Linked DNA regions of Homo sapiens: all the other regions are linked to region 1. Evidence: chromatin contacts called from ENCODE Hi-C data. All regions are on one chromosome and are shown on one strand. Each heading gives the region's core, a stretch centred on a gene start or an enhancer-like site at or near the end of the contact. The rest is flanking DNA. Distances are from core to core; before and after follow the strand shown.

Region 1 (4,187 bases), core at 1,481-3,980:
GAACATCTGGCCGGCGCCGCCGCGTGCGTGCGTGGTGCGTCCTCCCGCCCCCTCCCCTCCCCCTCCCCCGCGCCCGCCCCCCCCCCGCCCCCGCCCCCCCACCCGGCCCGGCGGCTCCGCGCTCGCTCCCTCGCTCGCTCCCTCGCTGTGTCTGGCAGGCTGCGGCCGCCGCTGGGCTGCTGCCATGGGGAGCCGTTGAGAGTGGGGCCCTCTTCGCTCCGCCGCGCTCCTCCGGCTGCCAGCGGGGGTGGGCGGGAGGGAGGGGCGGGGGGGAGCGGGCGACGGAGCCGGGATTGGGGGGTGGGGGGGCCGGGAGGGAGGGGGGCAAGAGCCGGAGGAAGCCCACCAAGTCCGGCGGCGGCGGCGGCGGCCGGGAGGAGGAGGAGGAGGAGGCGGAGGACGCGGCGGCGGCGGGGACGCGGTGACTTAGGGCCGCTCCGTGTGAGTCCCGGCGCCGGCCCCTGGCCCCTGACCTGGCGCCCCCTCCGCGCCCCGGCACCCCGGCGGGCGGGGGGCGCCAGCTGTGCGGCCCCGGCCGGCTGGGCGGCGCGGGCGGAGGGCGGGCCGGGTCGGGGGCGCCCCCGCGAGTGGAGTTAGTTTGTGTGGTTGGAGCTGTTGGGGCGGCGGGGGGCGGCGCAGCTGCGGGAGGCCCGGGCGCGGGGACGGGGCCGCTGCAGCTGCGGGGTCGGGCGGGGTGCGGGTTCCCGGCTCCGCGCCGCGCCCCCGCGGGCCGGTGCAGCTGCGGCGCGGGGCGGGCTCCCGGCCGGTGCAGCTGCGGTGGCGCCTCTCGGGTGCGGAGGGCGGCGGGCTGGGGGAGGGGGCTTGGGAGCAGCCGCAGCTGCAGTGGCGCCCGGGACGGCCGCGGCTCCGGGGACCGGTGCAGCTGCAGTGGCGCCCGGGGGAGGGGGCCGGCGGGGGAGGGGGCCCTCCCGGGCTGGTGCAGTTGCCCGGAGGCCCCGGGGGCTCGCGCGTCGCGGCATCGGGGAAGCGGTAGCAACCACTCTCCTCCCGCTGGCTGCTTCTTACGACTTTTCTTTTGTTGTTGCCGTGACCCGGGTCTGTTTTCTCCTCTGTTGTTTAAGGTGTTTTCCTGCTGCACCGGCTCTGCGCCCTCCACCTCCTTCCCTGTGGTTTTAACCTTCCTCTTTCCCCGTGTGTTTTATGCACGGCGAACTACGTAAAGATTTGCATTGCTTCCCCACTCGGCACCCCCGCCCCCACCTCTCTGAAAAACAAAACCCCAACCTCACAAAACCTCTATGGATCCGCGGTAGCGAGACGTGAAGGGGTTGATTTGTGGAGTGGGAGTTGCTGGCCCATTGCGGTGCCCGGGACTCATTAAACTGTCACTCACCCCCCACCCCACTGGGTAAATGGGGTGATTAATGTCTGATATATTGGAATGGGTCGAGGGCATTTGTGGAGAATAGGTGGTGTGGCTGGGAAGAAATTGATCTCCCGAGGATGTCTCCTGGACTAAGTGTTCATAATTATGTCACTCACCGCGAAGTTGGAGAAAGTTAGGTTTGTGACTTTGGGAAAGCGAGAAGGACAGGACGGAGTCGTCGGGTTTTGTTACTCTTTAACTCTCCGCCACGGCTTTCTAATGGGAACGAAGTGGTTATCACCAGGGCTGGGACGCTGGCGCCTCAGGCCCCAGTTCCTTTTCTACCCCTCGCCCTCCCAAGAGTCTGAGGAGATGTATTTGACATTCAGAGATGTCGCAGCACCCTGCCCGGTACCGGTCAGCCCAGCCCGGGTCGCGTTACAGTTTCATCAGCTATTAGAAAAGACCCACAAACTGGCTGAAAAGTTCTCAAACTTACTAGACCTGGCTTCCCCCCACACAAAGATTTTCTTGTGATCATAAACATTAGAGTGACCCCCCCCCAAAGAAAAAAAAGATTGTTAAGGGACACAGATCAAGGGGAAGGCAAGGTTCTGCTTTTTCTGAGCAGAAAGATCAGATATGCAGGTGCAGCATTCATTTTAAGTGACTGGAGCAGGTTGTATCAGTTTATTAATTGGTCTCGTTGAACTGAAGTACTTTCCAGGATTTCAGAAAGTGCAGTTTCAGCTTGTTGGTACCGAGAATTGAAATTTGCATTGACTGTGGCAGTGTAAGAAATTTTTCTGAGAAGGTAGTTGTAGATAAGTAATTACATAAGAGTGAAATAATAAGGTGAACCAGTCTGAAGTAATAGTTCTGAACAAGTCTGCCAACATTTGAGACATGTATACCATTATCTCAGCAGAAAAAAATAAAAAAGTGCGGTAATAATGTTGAAATGGGACTGGAGATGTCAAATGGGTTGGTTTAAAAATATCCCTAAACTGCTTTAGAAACTAAACGTTGGAGTTGAATAAAAGTGAATCTGGATTTCCTGAATAGCACCGTGGCTTGAGTGTGCTGTCAGTATGTAAGCCAGTCCACCAACTTAAGACAGAAGTGTTGCTATTCCATAAATACAGTAGAACTCCATATGCTGAGTTTTTCAATTTCTTCTGTTAGAAAGTTTGGAAAAAAAGGAAGACTTTGAAGTATTTTGTTTATACTAACAGAAGAGAAAAGTTCTCCTAAGAAAAAGCTGGTGGCAGGAGTGTAGAGGAGTAGCATATGGCATTAAAAGGAGCACAGCTGGAGGTAGCATTTCCATCTGAACATGATGTCAGAGCAGCTGACAGCCTGCCATCCCTCAGCCTTTTATTCTAACACACAGACAGGGAGTTAGTGTGTGCGGATCTGTGGTGGAGAAGGTATCTCATTCCTCTCTAACATCATCTCCACTTTGCATCTGTCTCTCTTAGTCTGCTTTTTTTCCACCGATGTAACAGACCTGGAGCCAGCAGGACTCAGAGGAAAGGACTTAATCAGGTTTATGTGTCCTAAAGGTAGGAGTAGCAAGAGATTAGATTGAGCATATTTCTGTTTTGGTGTTTTGTTTATTTAATTTTAAAAATCACATTACTTTTCTAACCCAGTTTAGGAATAATATATGAAATTGAGTATTAAATGAACATCTTACTGGAGTTGAAAGTCTTGAGCTTGTTTAGTTTTAATTTTTTATCCCTTTTACTTGAGCGAGTAAATAACTTTAATACACAAATATTTCAAGTTTTGAAATGTTAAGAAAGGCTTTAAAATGCTGCTTTTGGAAATCACGTTGGATTAAAATGCTTTTTTGTTGTTCACTGCTATTTAGATTTGATTGGGGTGGTGGTGGTGGGGAAATAGTAAACTGGAATCCAGCATTCAAACTTATATGAGAAGATTATTCTAGTTAAGCAGCTAGATTGTTGTATAATTAATTCCTCTGTGAAACTTTATTCTTCAAAACATTGAGCAGCACTACTGAAACATACAGCTGTAGTGCTGTTGAAACTGCAGGTTTTTAAGAAGAAGAAAAAAAAACCAAACTTTTGTCCCCAGGAGAATAGTTTGACTGGTTTCCTCATTTCTCTTTCAAATATATATTTAAGAGATCTTTTATTTCAGCATAACAATAATTATTTGCAGGAGTTTTTGTGTTAGCGACTAATTTAGAACTTGTAGATTTGAGCTGCCTGAATTGGCCAGACAGCTGTAATCGCACTCCTCTATTCTTAATCTCTTTATCTGGGCAGCAGCTGCCATATGGCCACAGTCAGCTGGATCAGATGTTTATAAGCTTCCTTCTTCGTCCCTCTCTGTCCTCTCAGCCTCCTAATTTGATCACGGCTACCTTGTGAGCTGCCCTCCAATCTTTATTTTTAGCCTTCTCAAGGATTAGGATTGATGTTAGCTGTGGGGCACTTAAAGTGATTGTATTGTAAATCTTAGTTTATTCTAGCAGTGGCATCTTGCAGAATGTGTCTGGGGTTAGGATAAAGTTTTAGTCTGTCTTGGGCAAAGTGTAGAAGAACAAGAAGAAAGGAAGTAATTTCTGAATATTAAATTAAGTGTATCTATTCCCAAAATGCACTTGCTGAGATGGGTGGTGTGGAGGCTTGCTTCTGGTCACAGGAAAGGGGAAGTCGGGTCTTCTTTATTTTTCAGGAGTTTACCCACTGCAGTTGAATTCTGACCCTTTGTACATCTTTGCCTTTCTCCTCCCTCCATTTCACTTTCCCTCATCACAAAACAAGGGCAATGATGAATATTTGCAAGAATAGAAGCTAGTGGGAAAACAGAAATATATCAAATTATA
Region 2 (4,041 bases), core at 1,229-3,728, 3.2 Mb after region 1:
AACTTTGAGATCCTGGAAGATATAGTTGGTGCTTTCCCTCTGTTGTAATACTCCTTTGAAGTAAGTAACTTCTTATCTAAATGTGAATTTGTTTTATTTGACAAAGTCTAGAAACAGCCCCAGAACAATAACAATTCCATCCTCAGAAAGAGCCTCCAGACTCCGACCCCAACAGCATCTGCCTGTGGATCCCAGCTCTCTAGGGCTCTATAGCTCCTCTCAGTATAAAGTGCTCCTTTCATGTTGGGGTGTGCAGGCTGGGACACCTGCAGGGGAGGCTCCCCAGTAAGAACTAACCGGGTCTTCAATGACCTTGTTTTGCAGGCTCAAGATTGGCCTTGGCTTAGAGTCACTGGGCTCCGACTTCTATTTCCCAGTCAGGGTTATTCACTTAGTTGTAAATGAGAAAATGCTCAGTGTTTGAAGAATCCAGCAAAATCACTCAAACACAGTGTTTATTTAAGAGAATAAAATTATAAGGCACTTACATTGTATACCTCAATAGAAAAAGCAAAACTCTCTATCAGTTTCAGACAATAAACATGTCACATTATTTCCGTAATTCAAATCATTCAGTAAACAATCACATATGAACATATCTAGGAGATGCCAAGTCCCATCTTGTAAAATTCAGTATTAAACTCAGACATCTAGATAATAGAGATATCAACTCCACAAGTCCTCTACCCTGCAAAAAAGAGGAACTAATATTTTGATGAAGCAATGTAATTCACCAATTAATCTACTACTTTTTTTGTGGAAATGTATTCATTTCCTATAGCCATACTGGAAGAGGATTTTCCCTATTACTTTCCCTGGTAGCATTCCCACAGCTACGCCCTGGGATTCTGTTTAAAATCACCCCTAAAAAGGAACAGGCCTGACAAACTTACTATACTCTAGGGAAGAAAAAGGTAAATCAGAATTTTTAACAAGTGAATATTTGACTATATATGTAATGTCTTTTCTGAAATCCACCTCTTAAACATTTTCTTACCTTTGAAACTCTACTGTTAAAATGCAATTGACAGTTAATAAAAAACTAAGGTTGAATTAAGTGAAAAAAATGTTTCAAGGTGTAAAACCCAGGAAGTGGCAATGCTGATTGGAACACAGACAAATCTGACTCAAGTGCCAAGTCAGGCCGTCCTATCACTTGGGACCTTCCTCTGTTTCCATACTGCTCACTGACCACCTTCCCGCCTTGCCCAGGAGCCACCACACTGTGCCCCACTGGGTGCCCCAAGTGGCTTGACTTTGCAGATTCTCGCGCCCCCTCACTGCAGTGGGTCTTCCTTGTCCTTTGGAACAGTTTTTCCCCCTTCACAAGTCTGAGAGAATCCAGATGTCAGAAATCATTTCTGTTTTTTCTTCTCAATATCAGCATCCAACTGGCTGACCAGCAATGTGTCCCCAAGGAACAGACGCTGGAGTTGGGTGAAGACAATCTGCATGTCCTAAGGGGTTAGCTTTGTAAATGAAGGGTAGGACCAGCTTCCTCTCAGCCCCAGGGCATCCATCTGCTCCCTTAAGAGGCTCCACCTCCATCACTGAGGCTGTCCTCTGGGAGGAAAGGAACAACGTGCTAATGTTCACTAAACATGCCTTGAGATGGGTCACCCCCAGACAATTATGAAACCCAGGCACAGAAAAAGACTGGAGGGTGGCTGAGGACACATGACCTTGTAAAATTTCCAAAGCAGAACCTCAAACCAAAGACATTCCGATAAGGTGTCTGTGCCTGGGGAAGATAAAAGAAGAGACACAAAGATTTTTTTTAAAGCAGTGTGTCAGGTGATTCTTCTCTGCTCACATAAAATGTTTACAAACAGAAAACAGATGTCTAAAAAAAGTGCCATCCAATGCTCTGTGAAAAAATGATGAAAACACTGTGTGTGAAATGTACAATAAAGGACACACAGGCTGGGGGGACAGGATGGTGGATGTGAGACCGTGCTTGCCACACATTTGGAAACGCAGTGGAAAACCAGTCCCCCTCTGGAGTGTTTAAAATAATTAACTAGCAATCAATTAGACTGAAGTAGCACTAGGACCATCGGTTCCTAAGGAAAAAAATCTAACTGAAATACATGTCTTGTAAATTACTACCTTAGGAAGAAACGATTTTCAGCCTGAACCAACCACAAACCTCCAATTAACCTCTCATTAAATAACCAGGAAATTTCCACCTGGACAGTCCACATAAGGCGACTCCACAACTGTAACTGTAACCAAGTTCTGAATTTGGTTCGCTTCCTTATGCCCCTTACAAAAGCCTTTGCTCCAAGCACCCACAAACCATGACTGGGCGCTCTGCATTGATGAACAGCTCTTTGCTCAAATAATCTCTTTAACGTTTAAACCTTGATTCCCTTTTCATTTTTACCAGGAGAAAGGAGGGCCTGGGACCCCACAGCCCACAGCTCCTCCCACGCAGTGGCTCCTCCTGGGTCGGGGCTCTCCCCCAGGCCCCTGCCGTCGCCACCGCACAGCTGCCAGCGAGGGGACGCGCCGGGCGGAAGTCGAGCGCAGAAGCGGACCGGACGCCGGGTGAGGCTGGCGGCCCAGCCCACATCCTGAGGCCAGGGGAAGCTGAGGGCCGGGCGGGTCCAGCGGGGTCTCGGGTCTGCAGACTCCGGAGGCAGCTGTGGGGAGGCCTGGGGCCGCCACAGCCAGTTCCAGCCCGTTTCCATCAGCCCCCTGCCCACCTCGGGACCCCGCCCACATACTCACCATTTCCCAGCTTCCCGGGTGTCCAGGCTGCTTAGCTATGGATCTCCTGATACCTGCAGGTCAGAGGGCAAGAGGCTGTGGCGGCCACCTGAGCTTCCCCGAGCAAAGCACGCCGAGCACAGAAGACGACCCAGCTGAGGCTGGCAGGAGAGACGAAGGCCCCGCCAGATCCCGGAAGCCGCGCCCTTCTGTCCGGCTGCACGCCCGATTGGACGGTTCCTACGTCAGCGCCCCTGATTGGATAGGGCTCCAGGCCCCGCCCCCTCAGTCCCTGAGTGACGGAGGATGTGATCGGACGCTGGGCTGAGGGCGACAAAGTGACAGGTTCTTGGCTGCAGCCTTTTCATGCAGGGCTTCCTGCTTGCGCTGGGCCTGGCCCAGCCCAGGGGGCATTTTCATTTAACCTTTTGTATAAGGTTATATCCATTTATAAATAATATATATATGTTATTCACAAATGAAAACAATATAATGGCAATGATTTTAACATTTCAGATTTTATGACCTTTCTGGCCTCTGGTAGTTTGATCAGGCAGCCTGAAATTTCAAAAAGGGAGGCAATCCTTTAAGAAATAAAATGTAAGCCACGTGTGAATTTTAAATTTCCTAGTAGCCACCTTTTAAACATTAAAAGTAACAGGTGAAACTGATTGTAATAATTTATTTAACCCAATATATTCAAAATATTATCATTTCAATGTATGATCAATATCTCAATATTCATCAATATATTAATGAACTATATAATTTTCGGTAGTCAATCTGTGAAACTCACTCTGTATTTCACCTTCCCAGCACGTCTCTGTTCAGCCACATTCCAGGCCCTCAGTACTCACACATGGCCAGTGGCTGTCACACTGCCGTGCAGCTCTGAGGGAGGTGAACGGTCTGAACCCTCATTTCCTTCCAGCAGTGAAAGATCGGTCCTCCTTATCAACGTCTCTCCCCAGGCCAAAGGCTGAAGGGACAGGGCCCTAGAGAGAGCAAGGGCTGCAAAAAGAGAGTGTCCACAGGTAGACCATTGCTGCCCCGCCTGCTGTCCATCTTCCTCCCAAAAATCAGACAGTCAAAAAAAGAACAATGGAGCCCCCAGGAGGACCTAATCCCCAGTCTTCAGGTCTTCCACAGCTTTGACTTCCAAAGTTTAGATATACAGAAAATAGATTAAACAAACTTCTGATATTGGTATTTGGCCTTGGCGCTAATAAACAGGCTATTGGTTGTCTTTTTCCTCCTATGGTGTGGGAGACTGGGTGAGTTTATGCACCAATCACGTGTACACATCTACATGTATCTCTACATAACTCA
Region 3 (4,380 bases), core at 533-3,032, 3.3 Mb after region 1:
GAATGACAAAGACATGCATCGGATGAGCCTTCAAGCACATCCAGGAATGGAAAATCCACCCTTCTGGTGGCAGAGGGCTGATGGTGCTGCGTGCTGGATGGACAACCCAGCCAGAATCAGCTTTGCCCAGCAGAGTCTGCAATGGGAGGCAAGGGAAAACATCACATGAGACAGCTACATGCAGTCTACCAGGGACAAATAACACTGCATCTAGAAGTATCAGTGGTTTCCTATGAGCCTTCTGCCAATTCTGCCCTGACCTTCAACCTCGCCTCCACCCTATTCTCTATCCTTGCCCTCTTCAAACCACATTGAAGGCAACTGCACACTCGCCAAAGCCCTTCCTCGGCCAGGACAGAAAAGTGGGTCCGTCACTGCACAGCTCAGCCCTCAAAGAACCCCTGGACACTGCAGCTGCCACACCCCCAAGGTGGGACTCAGGGGTCCCTACACCTCCCCGCTGGTGTGCAGACAACTAGCCGACACTTTTGCCACAACTAGGGTGGCAAGAGACCAGCAACCAGTATACCTGGTGTTTATGATTCCCACTTTAGAACGCTGGGCCCGTGAAAGGGCACATGGGGACACTCACAGTCCCCTTCTCTGCCATCAGGCCTCTGTGATCCTTAGGACCGGCAGTGCCTGCCACTCCCCCATCTGCACGAGGTTGTCCAGCGTGGCCGCGTCTTAACCTCCAACAGCTCACAAGGTGGGAAGGGGGACTCGGGCCTCACTCCCATTTCACAGAAAGACAAGTGATGCCAGAAAAGCTACGGAACAACTGAGTGGTTCCAGAAACACCCACTGCTCTGAATCTCTTTGCTTTCCAAAGTAACAACATACACAGAAACCCATATGGGGGCCGTGGCGGCGTCGGGCTGGACGCATTACAGCGCTCCCCACCACCGGATCGCTTCCAGGGCGGCTCCGGCATCTGGAGCCCGGGGTGGGCCCCGCCCGCCCTGCTCGGCGGCCCCCTGCGGCGCCCATCACACACCTGCAGCGCCCAGGACTACTCAGGCCCGCCCCCCCGAGCACCGGCGCCCACCCGGGCTGCCACTCGGATCGTCTCCAACCAGACGGCCGCGTCCGTCTTTGTCACGGCGGCACCTGGCGCGTCGGAGGCTCGGAGGAGATGCCTGATGAATGAACTAACGTGAGTGAGGCGGAGGAGGGCCCCGCAGGGGCGGAGCGAGCTCCCAGCCTTTCGCGGAGGAGGGACCGAGCTGGATCGGCAGAAAGGGAAGGAGAAGGTCGCTGTGGGCCAGGGAAGGGGGAGCCCGCCCTCCGCGCCCTCGGTCTCCCTCACACGCGCGTCTCCCGTCTCGCCGGCTCCGGGCTCCTCACCTCACAGCCTGGAGCTCCCTCCCGGCGTCCGGCCGAAAACCCTCCTGTGGCGGCGGAAGTCCAGGGCAGCCGTCCTCATCCTCCCAGCCCGCCCGGCCGGGCGTACTCGCTGAGGCGGGGTCTCCGCAGGCGCCCGGCTCCTTTCCCGGCCCGTCCAGACCGCGTCTCCCGATCATCCGGAAAGCCACGGCTCGGCTCGGGGGCAAATGGAGGCGCCTGAAAAACAATGGTGTTGCTTTCTCCCCCGCCCGCACCTTCCTGAGCGCTGGGCTCTGGGCTGGGAGGCGGCGCCGCGGAGGCCGGGCGCGGGCCGAGGAGGGCGGGGCGGGGCCGGCCGCGGGAGCCGGGGTGCACTCACCGCCGCGGCGCGTCCCTGTTGGCGGGCGGCGCAGGCCTGGCCGCCGCGGGAGCCCGCCGGACGCCGAGGAAAGGAAAGGCCGGAGCCCTCCGGCTCCCTCCCCTGGGACACTTCCTGCTCCGCTCTAGGACTGGGGAGGTCTCCGCATCTCAGTGGTTCGCTCCCCCGCCCCCCGGCCGAGGTGTGCGCTGGGGGTGACATCCGACACCCCCGGCCCGCCCCGCTCCGCGCGCGCCTGGGCCTGGCCGCCGGGCCGGGGGCTTTGTGGGTCAGCCACGTCGCCGCGCCCGGGCTTCCCCGCGGGCCCGCCGGTCCGGAAGGTCGGCCCGGGGCTCTTTTCTCCGCTGTTCTCCTTCTCTGGCGCCCCCAGGACACGCGGCCAGTGGACGCCCGGAACGGCCGACCGGGAGTCGCGGCTGGGGATGGAAGCTGGAATTGGGGGTGCGGGATGGAGCGGAGAGAGGAGGCCCCGCGCGCCGTCGGCCGCCTCATTTCAGACTCCCCTGCGACCCCCCCCCCGCCGCCAGCCGAAGCCCGGGCCGCCCAGCCCCTCCTGCCGCTGCGGGACGCCGAAGGTAGCGCTCACATCCGCGCCTTCCGGGCCTGGCGCCCACGTGCGGAGTCCCCGGGTTAGGAAAGGCCGCGCATCCGGAGGCCACGCAGAGCCTCGGGGCTTGCGCAGAGGGGCTGCGGTGAGTCCTGACCCTGAGTGGGGGTCACGGGGCTCGTTGCTCGCTGAAGTGAACACGGTTGCAGCTGTGCACAGTGGCGGAGGGAGAGGATGAGGGACTCTGACCCAAGGTTATGTGGCAGTGAGGGGCAAGCAGAAATGGGGGCCTCCGGACCCCACCCCGAGACAGGGCTGCTGGCCGCTGCACTATGCTGAATATAGCCCAAATTCTTACATGGGTCGTCCCCGGGGAATGCTCATTTTTCAGGCTCCAGAGCTTGAGAGAAAGTGCGAACCCGGTCCCTGAGCAGGTCTGATTCCCATGGCCCCTTCGCCATCTGCTCTGCACCGAAATTGGATTCTCCTACGCAGAGGAGAAGGTGGAGAAGATTCTCCGTCTTCCGGAGGGTAGCTACTGCCGGTAGCTCCGATTTCCTTCGGATCCCCTTTCAAGGGCAAGCAGAAGGAAATCAGTTTCTCCAAAGAAAGTGGCCCGGCTGAGTAAGTGGGAACAAGGTGGTTGGACTGAGGCACGGGATCCTTTAGCTCCGTTGCTCTTCTAATCCCGTGGCCCTGGGCACCGCCACTTCCTCCTCTGAACTGCTGGAATAATCACTTCTGACTAGCAGAGTTACTGGGAGCCGCTGTTTGTCAGTGTTCACATTCTGACTTTAGCAGGAGATGGAGCGAGCGAAGGAGTGAAGCCCTTGTTTGTGAACAGTGATTGTTTCCCGGATGACAGCCAGATGCCGGGCAGGGCCACGCAGATCTTAGCTGGAGCCTACAGGTACAAGTGAGAGCCACCCCCTTTGACGTAACTGGACTGGCATTTACAGAACTCATGTACAGCCCACTCTCAGGAACACCAGCCAGGAACCGTGACATGGAGGAGAGGAATTGGGAGGAACCGAGGGGTCATCAAAGGCTGGTAGGGCTTAGGTGCTCTAGCAAACATCCTAGTCTGTGGGGTTCCAGAGCTCTGGTGCTACAGCTCCCAACCCTTTGATTGGCCCAGGAACTGGCTGTTGAGTGGGCATCCGTGTTCATAGCTCTGCCCCTTGCAACCCTAAAGCAGATAAAATGCAGGAGGCAGAAATTGCTGGCAGACAGCATCCAATTAATCCCCACTACCCAATTCAGTTTCTTCCCCTGACCTGACACGTCCCTGCCCAGCTGTGCCTCCCACTGTTCACCTTTTGAGGCACAAAACGGGCTGTTTATGCTGCTGCTGCATTTAGCTCAAAACAGGGCTTCAGAGTCAAGGTTCTGGACTCAGGCACCCGGATTAAATCCTGCCCTATGAATTCCTAGCCAGGTGACCTCAGGCCTACATAACCTTTCTGTACCTCAACTTCCTCATCCAGAAAACAGGGATGATGCTGTCTACCTCATTGGATGGTTGTGCAGGATCAAAGATTCAGTCATTCAGCAAACCTATACCGAGTACCTACTGTACACTCATGAGTGCTAGGCAGCCAGCCTTCCAGGTGCTCAGGTACATCTGTGAACACAACTGGCTATTGGAGGAAGCAAAATCAGTAACATGACCTGCTCTCTTTGATCTGTGCTACAGAAAAAAAGGAAAGTGGAGAGGCATCAGGAAGTCAGGAGTGCTGGGGAGGGGCTGGTAACAGTCATGGTATTAAAGAGGAGGGCAGGCAGGCCTTACTGTGAAGGTGGTATTTGAGATGAAGTAGTTGGTCAGAGTCCCTGTTTGACACATGGAGACCACCTTGACAGCAAAGGCCCTAAGGGGGAGCGGTGCGAAGCAAGGTGGGCTGGTGAGTGAGAGGAGAGGGATGGCATAGAGCTGGGTGGGGGCACAGGAGCCCGTGGGGAAGGTGTTCGCCTCTGAATGAAGTGGGGTTGTATCAGATACCACGGGTGAAGCATCGGGAAGAGGATCCTGCCTGTAAACCCTGCTCAAGGACTGCACCATCATCATGCCCAGTGTGTGCGTGTATTAGGTTTGTATGAATATAATGTTGCCAATTGTATCTGTTTT

The links. A loop is a pair of places that touch in the nucleus more often than their neighbours do. Pooled maps may share reads with other maps.
Region 2: a pooled map shows a loop between it and region 1 (8-fold over the local background). The contact joins the enhancer-like site here to the promoter of ZBTB18 in region 1. A Hi-C loop is called at or near these places in 1 of 37 single-sample maps with no recorded cell type and 6 of 50 pooled maps.
Region 3: a map of gastrocnemius medialis shows a loop between it and region 1 (14-fold over the local background). The contact joins the promoter of ZNF496 here to the promoter of ZBTB18 in region 1. A Hi-C loop is called at or near these places in 2 of 168 maps with a recorded cell type or tissue (CD8-positive, alpha-beta T cell and gastrocnemius medialis) and 9 of 50 pooled maps.

What each region holds. Positions count from the first base shown.
Region 1 is chr1:244,048,553-244,052,739 of GRCh38, forward strand. ZBTB18 (zinc finger and BTB domain containing 18) reads left to right here and starts at 2,731. Exons shown (of 2, transcript NM_205768.3): 1 at 2,731-2,892. The coding sequence starts at 2,880. RefSeq lists enhancers at 1,740-1,789, 3,506-4,007 and a silencer at 1,970-2,059.
Region 2 is chr1:247,207,958-247,211,998 of GRCh38, forward strand. No RefSeq gene overlaps it. Among named protein-coding and RNA genes, the nearest start is that of MIR3916, 7.9 kb to the left of the region's middle. RefSeq lists silencers at 2,492-2,701, 2,842-3,101 and an enhancer at 2,508-3,007. Within about 2 kb of position 2,479, at least 35 of the 41 ENCODE cell types and tissues checked have a DNase peak (open chromatin) inside an H3K27ac peak, as active enhancers do.
Region 3 is chr1:247,330,085-247,334,464 of GRCh38, forward strand. ZNF496 (zinc finger protein 496) reads right to left here and starts at 1,783. Exons shown (of 10, transcript NM_032752.3): 1 at 1,706-1,783; 2 at 1,348-1,563. It overlaps ZNF496-DT (ZNF496 divergent transcript), which reads left to right and starts at 1,970. Exons shown (of 3, transcript NR_168399.1): 1 at 1,970-3,162. RefSeq lists silencers at 821-1,060, 1,631-1,740, 1,871-2,350, 3,463-3,757 and an enhancer at 1,663-1,957.